Regions from separate parts of the Homo sapiens genome. Here region 2 is linked to region 1. Evidence: chromatin contacts called from ENCODE Hi-C or POLR2A ChIA-PET data. All regions are on one chromosome and are shown on one strand. Each heading gives the region's core, a stretch centred on a gene start or an enhancer-like site at or near the end of the contact. The rest is flanking DNA. Distances are from core to core; before and after follow the strand shown.

The links. A loop is a pair of places that touch in the nucleus more often than their neighbours do. ChIA-PET counts read pairs that join two places held with the same protein, here RNA polymerase II (POLR2A). Pooled maps may share reads with other maps.
Region 2: a pooled map shows a loop between it and region 1 (13-fold over the local background). The contact joins the promoter of ERLN here to the promoter of MRPL58 in region 1. A Hi-C loop is called at or near these places in 2 of 50 pooled maps. POLR2A ChIA-PET finds 5 or more read pairs at or near these places in 2 of 52 experiments (CD8-positive, alpha-beta memory T cell and OCI-LY7).

Annotation. Positions count from the first base shown.
Region 1 is chr17:75,010,426-75,014,578 of GRCh38, reverse strand. MRPL58 (mitochondrial ribosomal protein L58) reads right to left here and starts at 1,909. Exons shown (of 6, transcript NM_001545.3): 1 at 1,707-1,909. The coding sequence starts at 1,892. RefSeq lists enhancers at 899-1,581, 1,602-1,681, 1,732-2,041, 1,582-2,265, 2,132-2,281 and a silencer at 1,934-2,116.
Region 2 is chr17:75,644,014-75,648,166 of GRCh38, reverse strand. ERLN (endoregulin) reads right to left here and starts at 1,916. Exons shown (of 2, transcript NM_001162997.2): 1 at 1,381-1,916; 2 at 193-796. The coding sequence starts at 790. The coding sequence ends at 602. The region is part of intron 8 of RECQL5 (RecQ like helicase 5); the gene reads left to right. RefSeq lists enhancers at 1,598-1,677, 1,845-1,989 and a cis regulatory region at 1,911-1,924.

The DNA of each region.
Region 1 (4,153 bases), core at 660-3,159:
CCAGCTACTCGGGAGGCTGAGGCACAAGAATCACTTGAACCCAGGAGGCGGAGGTTGCAGTGGGCTGAGATCACGCCACTGCACTCCAGCCTGGATGACAGAGTAAGACCCTGTCTCAAAAAAAAAAAAAAAAAAAAGCCTGGCGCGGTGGCTCACGCCCGTGATCAAGACCAACCTGGCTAATACGGTGAAACCCCCTCTCTACTAAAAAAAAAAAAAAAAAAAATTAGCCGGTTGTAGTGGTGGGCGCCTGTAGTCCCAGCTACTCAGGAGACTGAGGCAGGAGAATGGCGTGAACCCGGGAGGCGGAGCTTGCAGTGAACAGAGATTGCATCACTGCACTCCAGCCTGGGCGACAGAGTGAGACTCCGTCTCAAAAAAAAAAAAAAAAAAAAAAAAGGCCCCAGACTTCAATTCCTCTTTTATTCTCACTTCTCACATCCAATCAATTAGCAAATCTTGCAGGCTTTCTTTCCAAAATACGTCTAGGATCTGACCAATTCTCATGACTCCTACTGCTTCCACCCTGCTTATCATCTCTTGCCCTACATTGCAATCTCCTTACTTGTCTCCCTGATCTTGGCATCCTCTATCTGTTCTCTGTAAGGCTCTCTGAGTGATCCTTGTAAAACTAAGATAATTCCATTCTGCTTCAAGCTCTCCAATAGGTCTCCCTTGCGTTCAGAGGAAAGGCTGGAGGCCATTAAGTCCTAGTAACAGGCCTTTCCCCAGCCATCCCTCTCTTTGGCTTTGTCTCCTGACCCCTGCTGAGCCACACCTGGGGATTGCTACTGCCTTCAGGTTATTGCACTTTCTCTTCCCTCTGCCTAGGATGCTCATCCGCCCCCTATTCTCATGACTTGCTGTCTGGCTTCTTCCAGGTCGTTATTCAAATGCCACCTCATTGACAGCGTTCCTAGACAATCCTACTTAAAATTGCAACCCTACTTCCTACCTCTGGCACTACTTCTTCCTTCTTGGCTTTATTTTCTGCAAAGTACTACCTCACACATTCTATATTAGTCATTTACTTACTGCTTGTCTCCCTCCACTAGAACATAAGCTCCACAAGCTTTAGAATTTCAATTTTGTTTGCTACTCCATCCCCTAGCCTAGCACAGCTTTTGTTGAGTGAGTGAGTGAATTAATGAACAAATGAATGGATATTCTTTTCCAGTCCTGTAAGTGGAAGCTCAATGGGTTTGGGTGGGTCTTATCTCTCTTGCTCCGGGGCTTGATTCAATGCCTGCACACAGCTGGCTAAATAAATGCATCCTGAAGGAACGACAGAGAAGCTGTTTTATTCGCGCGTCCTGGGGTTACTAGAGACAATGGACACTGTAACGTCCCAAAGGGTAGCAAACAACTTGGCAGCCTCTTGCCTTTATTGTCCGCCTTGGAGGGCCAGAATGCCCGTATTTCCCCTTGGGACTGGAATTTGGTCTTGAGGGCCAAGGACACGAACGTAGAAAAGCTGGCAGCCTTGAAAGAAGCATACCCAGCCGGCCTTCCGGGCTCCTGCACATCTCGCGCTACAGCGAGCACCCCACTCCCGGCCAGGTTAGCGCAGACAGCCAGCCCCCTCCCGCGGCGACCATCACGTAGCCCCCCGACGTAGCTCCACATCCGGCCAATGGGCCTGGGGTTCCTAACGTCACCCAGCAGCCTGACAAAACGCCCCTTCCGTCCAGTCCTTCCCGGCTCACCGGGACCCTCCAGGCGGTGTCCGAGCCCTGAGATTCGGGGTAGAGCTTGTCCAGGCTGTAGATGCTCTTGAACTCAGTGCCGTCTTTCTGCTTGTGCAGCGCCCGGCGTGGGCACCGTGCGGGCGGTGGGAGCAGCCAGACTCCGGCTCGGCTCAGGCCCCAGCGCAGGCACCTGGTGGCCGCCATGCTCAGGTCTTGCGACTGCTTCCGGCGGGCGCTTCCTCCCCGCGGTCCGCAAACTCGAGCCGCCCTCGAGCTTTGGTTCCGCGCAGTTTCTAGGTCCCGCCGAGGGGAGGCGGCAAACTGGGGTCCCGCCGATGCTTTCTGGCCGGCCGCCTCCGGGAGGCCTGGTTGGCTGGGGAAGACGGTGGCCAGAGAGCGAGCTGCTACCGGAAGAGTGCCCCGATCTTGTGGCCCCCAGAAACACCACTTCTCTCCTTTCAGAGTCCGTGCCCTCCGCCTGGACCGCCCACTGCCCAATTCAAACAGCAGCGAGGCCTGCCCGGCCAGCCTGGGGCATCTCCCGCCCCGCGCTTCCCAGCCCCTTTACTCTGCTCTAATTTATCTTTTTTCTCTTCCTTTACAAAAATCACTCAGTCCTAATTGTCTAATTGCTGTCTCCTAGCCGGAATGTGAGCTCCAGGAGGGCACCGGCTCACTGGTATATCCCCAGCACCCAGAACATGGCACATCGTGGGCACCCCATGAGTACTGATAAAATGAATTCTGTAGGAATGTACTTTTGAAAGTTGGGTTCTGGTAGAGCTGAGTTTTAGGAACGCCAGGCTCTTTTTACAAGGCAGCCTATGAGCAAATTCCCCGCTGAGCACGTGTGTGTACTGGCTTATACCCAGCAGCTCTGCAGGACAAATACCAGATGGGAGGAGAAGGCAGGCCACCGAAAGAAATGTTTGCAAAACCTGGAACATCGTCCCCCGCCCTTCAGCTTTATGGAGCAAGATGATGCTTTCTTCCAGCCAGGAGAGAGGGGGTCCCTCGGGAGGTAGGGAGAGAATTCAGAGAACTGCCAGCTAACTAGAACCCTTTCATAGCGCTGGTAAGGGATGAACTACAGACAAGTTCCAATTCTGAAAAAGGTTCACAGTAGAGCAAGCAGTGTTTGAAAACAGCTAAACCTTAGTTAAGTTACTGTGTTGAGAGGCTATGTGGTAAATGGAAACAAAGCTAAATAAATGTTCATAATTATTAGTAATGCTAGCGATTGTTTCTTAATGAAGAGTTCTATTTTTAGGAACAAGCATAATTATCTAGAAAAATGTGCCCCCGGGGATGCTGGCTGATTGAAACAGGAGATTGTCATCACACCAAGCTTTTACCATCTCCGCATTATGGCTACAGCAAATCTTTAAGAAGGAATAAACCACTTTCTAAGCACTGGCTTTATAAGCTCAGACTAGAAAGGGGTGACAATTGACATATCTCGGGCTCTATCTCGGGTTGGGAGGAGAGTCTCCTGGGTCCCGCGCTGTTTGACTTAGTCCCAAGACCTCAAAGGGAATAGACGCATCTCTATGGCAACTGGAATAAGCTGCTCAGAGGAGCAAAACCAGGCATTCACTCAGGTCGGGGGCTAAGGGGTTATGAGTAATAAAGTCAGAACCTTTCCATGACATCATTGCTCTGAGGCTGGGCTCCAGCTCTGCACCTGACCCAAGGCAATAGGAAAAGGAAGCTGCAGGTTTCCATGGCCCCAAATAAACACAGCCTGCTTGGGCCATCTGGTGGCCTGGATTCTGGGAGAGGAGGTGGGTAGAGGAGAGAATGAGGCAAGCCGCCCTGGGGTGGAGAGAGGAGCAGCTGGCAAGCTCCTCTTACCTGCTGCTGCCGTGAACTATCCAGAATGGGGGCCCTGGGAGAAAGGCCAGAAAGGGGCCACCTGTTCTCCCAAAAAGATGGGCACTAAAGGCTGAGGCCAGTCTTCCCTTTCTCCTCCTTGGTTTTCTATAGGCCGAGATGGTGCTTCAGGGAGGGGACATTCATGGGAGAAGAGAGGAAAGAGGTCATTTCTGGCAGCTGAGGAGCTTGCAGACACAAGCCTTTCTATAGGGCCTATGAGTTGGGGTACTATTCCTATGTAGGGGGTCCTACATAGGACCTACATAGGACCCCTTTCTTCTTCTCTGTACCGCCCTGGGTCAGAAGACCTCCTTTTTTTTTTTTTTTTTGAGATTGACTCTCGCTCTGTTGCCGAGGCTGGAGTGCAATGGCACGATTTCAGCTCACTGCAACCTCTGCCTCCTGGGTTCAAGTAATTCTCCTGCTTCAGCCTCCCGAGTAGCTGGGACTACAGGCGTGCACCACCATGCCCGACTAATTTTTGTATTTTTAGTAGAGACGGGGTTTCACCATGCTGGCCCGGCTGGTCTCGAACTCCTGATCTCGTGATCCGCCTGGCTCACTCGGCCTCCCAAAGTGCTGGGATTACA
Region 2 (4,153 bases), core at 667-3,166, 630 kb before region 1:
GCCCTGTGGTGGGAGAGAACACAGCATATTCAAGAACTGAAAGACACGCTGAGAACCCAGGGGCAGGGCAGGATGGGGTGGGCAAGATGGCTGGAGACAGGCAGGCTAGAGCGTGCAGGCCCCGGTGCGGCTTTGTTCGGGAAGCTTGCTCTGGTGGCTCTATCTGGATTAAAAATGAGCTCTCACAAGTTAGCAGATTTGAAAAGGAATTTTTATTTCATTTGGTTGTGTCTTTCTCTGTCAAGGATTTGTGAAATTGCTGGCTGGGCCTGTGAGCCTGTTAGAGAACCTTGTTAGCCATAGCTCCTTCCACCTGAGGCAGTGGAGCCATCCTCTCCATGTGCTTTTAGGGTTCTGGTCGGGGAACCCTAAAAACAATAGGGTCAAGGAGCCAGAATTGGTCTCAGACCAGCCTCCCCATCTTACTAGTCTGACCAACCCTAAGCCAGATACAGTATTTTACTAGACTTTTTCCTGATGGGAAAGGAAGACACCAGGGCTTGGCCCCTGAGCCAGAGGGAACCGCGAAGGGGCCCACCACTGGAATGGGGGCAGGTCAGCTCGCCTCCCCTGCTGCCATCTCAGTCCCCAGCAAGTCAGGTCACTCCTCTTCACCCGCTTCACACTGAGTGTTTTCTGTGGAAGTGAGTAAACCAAACACGATGGCAAATAAGATGAGAAGCAGGACAGCGGTGATGAATAAGATAATCACTGCCAGGCCCCCCTGGTCCCAGGGGTTCTGCCAGAACGCATCATTCCAGATTGTCTCTTTGAATACCAGTTGGTCCATGAGAATCTGGAAAAGAGGGACAGAGGACCTGAGTGCAGGCAGCCCTCCCAGGCCCTGTCCCAGGTGCTATGCTCTGCCCGCCGACTCCAGCCTCTGTAGCAGCCTCTGTGAGCAGCCGGCCCGCCTGGCAGCCAGGGGACATGAAAGGGCTAGAGTCTTTGTGCTGGATGCCTGCAGCCAGCAGCAAATGGCATTTCCCCCGCTCTAGATACAGGAGCCAGGACTGGCGCAAGAAGTGGGGCCCTGGATTCTTCCTAGGGGATGCCCCTGGATTCTCCAGTCCTTCTTTCCTGAGTAGCAAGTGTGAGCAAGGACTCTCTCTCATCCCTGAGACCTACTTGGCTAGAATCTAAAAAGCATCATGATAGAGTCTCCCTGTTTTTCCTGCCCCAACTGCCAAACATTTGGGAGGCATTTGAGAGAGCGTATAGGAGCCGAGGAGGGGCCAACTCCAGCTGAGGCCTCGGTAGCCTCCTTGGAGCAGCTGAGAATAGAACTTAGGAGTCCTCTAGAAGCGGAGCTCCTTATCGCAGACTGCAAGCCCATAGCCAGGTGAGGGCAGCCCAGGTGGAGAAGGAGGGAGCCATTACCTGATTCTGCTGGTAGCTGTTCTGGGTCCTACAAGGGCAATTCAGGGTGGTCCTTCAGGCTCACACTTTGTGGAGGGCTGAGCTGAAGAGGCCGCCAGGTGACCAGAGCTGCACCCTGACTCAAAGAAGCAACTGTTGAGAGGAAAAGGCATGAGCGTGGCCAAGCGGCCCTGACCAGACCTTAGTTGCTGTCACCAAACAAACAAAGGTGGGCTAGGGCTGGTTGCCTGGCAACCACGGCTCCCTTTCTGCCTTTCACGTTCCCCCTTCAGCTCCTTTCTGCCCTTGTGTGATGTCATTTTGGGGGTGCTCAGGGCACGTGTTCATGAGTCCCTCCTGAGAGAAGTCAGACTTGGGGTGGACGGGGAAGAGACTGGACCGAGGGCCTTTGCCCCAGGCCATCAGGCCGCCTCACCTGTGGCTGGGCTGGGCTGTCCTCTGTCTGGGTGACGTGTGGACTGCGGACCTGCCCCGAGCTCAGGAAGCCCTGGGGCTGGGACTGGCGTAGGGCTCACTTCCTGTGTTGTGGGGTGAATGATTAACTGCAGCCCTGGCTGGCGCCTGGTGCCTCCTGGAACTGTTTCTGGGGGAAGTGTTGCTCCCCCCCTGAGGCTTCCCATTGGTGCCTTTGTCTGCTCCCTGGGCACGGCCTCAGCAACATTGTGTGGTTGGTTTCTGCCCACTGGCACAATAGGGAAGCTGGGAAGAGGGGATCAAGCCTGTGCCCTGGTGCTTGAAACCTAGTGGCCACCATATACTCCTTTAAAAGCTAGGATGTGAGGGCCCGCTATGGCCAGGAACCATGCCAGGCACTGTGTGTCCAGTTGTGAGATCAGAGAGGCGGGCCCTGCCCTCCAAGGGCTTCCCTTCTAGCCCTCGGGTGCTTATCCCAGCTGGTAAAGATCTAGGAGCTTTGAGAAATGCCCAGGCCCCACCTGGTACCACTTATATCAGTCTCTGGGGTTGCCAGGATGTCGTATTGTTTACACATCCCCAGGTGATTCTCCCCAGGTGTGGCCAGGGTTGGATGACAGATGGAGGCAGATTTAGAACAGTCGTTCTTAACTATCATGGGCGTCACTGACCCGGGTTACCTGATGTTTTCTGTTTCCTTGTGTGAAACTTACTGACTAAGGCCCTTGGCATGCTGAACGCTCACAGCAGTGGGCCAGTCTCTAGCTCACCCTTTGCGTGCAGCTCCGTCAGTTAAGTCAGATGCTTATCAAGAGTCAAGTGTTGGTTCCCAAACCTGTTCATGGCAGTTGTACTTGTAATTACATAATTGAATTTAACATCCCGGGAACCAATGAAGCAACAATAATAGCTGAAACCCCAATTTTACATGTGGGGAACGGGCACAGAGAGGTTAAATAACTTAGCCGAGGTCATCAGCTAGTAAGTAACTGAGTTGGAGTTTGAATCCAGCAGCACACAGTCTGAGCGCTGAAGCACCTGTGCTGCACCTCAGAGCGAGTGGAGAAAGAAATTCTTTCTAGAAATACCTATTGACTACTTTGGGATGACTTTGGAATCACTCAGATAATGTTCCTGTTGAAAAAGATGCAGACATGATAACTAAACATCAGGGACATTTTGTAAAAACCCAGAAGGTTTTCACACCCAGCTTCCTTTGCCTTTAAGTTCCAATGACTTTAAGTTTTTGTTCTGCTTTAAAGAAACCAAAACTAGAAAATAACAATCCAGGAGCTGTGGTTGGCAAGCCCACACTCAACCAAAACTAGAAGATAGCAATCCAGGAGCTCTGGTTGGCAAGCCCACACTCAGAGAAAAGGCCAGGAAGGCCGGCCAAGGAAAAGGTGTATGTTTCCATTTAATGTGAGATATGTAAAAAAGTAATAGATGTGTAGAGAACTTAGGTGTTCTTTAACAAAAGTTGCTTTGACCAGCTCTTTCAATTAACTGCCGGCCCCAATTGGATAATTTTTTTTTTTTTTTTTGAGGCAGAGTCTCACTCTGTAGCCCAGGCTGGAGTGCAGTGGTGTGATCTTGGCTCACTGCAACCTCTGTCTCCCGGGTTCAGGCGATTCTCCTGCCTCAGCCTCCTGAGTAGCTGGGATCACAGGCGTGTGCCACCATGCCCGGTTGGGAGGAAACTTTTATATACTCTCTGCCAAGTTTTTCTAATGAGATTCTTGTATCCGTGGCTTTATTGTCATTTTTTATTTTTATTTTATTTTTTTTGAGACAGGGTCTTGCTCTGTCACTCAGGCTGGAGTGCAGTGCCACTGTCATGCCCCAGGCAGTCCTCCTGCCTCAACCTCCACAGGAGTAGCTGGGACCACAGGTGTATGCTACCACACCTGGCTAATTTTTTTTTATATTTGTAGGGACAGGGTCTCCCCATGTTGCCCAGGCTGGTCTCAAACTCCCGAGCTCAAGGATCCTTGGCCTTCCAAAGTGCTGGGATTACATGCATGTGATATACTATGCTGGTCTGTTGTTGTTTTTTGTTTGTTTGCTTGAGACGGAATCTCACTCTGTCGCTCAGGCTGGAGTGCGGTGGCGTGATCTCAGCTCACTGCAACCTCTGCCTCCTGGGTTCAAGCAATTCTCCTGCTTCAGCCTCCCGAGTAGCTGGGACTACAGGCGTGCGCCACCACACCCGGCTAATTTTTTTGTATTTTTAGTAGAGACAGGTTTCACCATGTTGGTCAGGCTGGTCTTGAACTCCTGACTTCAAATGATCTGCCTGCCTCAGCCTCCCAAAGTGCTGGGATTACAGGCAGGAGTCACCACGCCCATCCCTATTGTA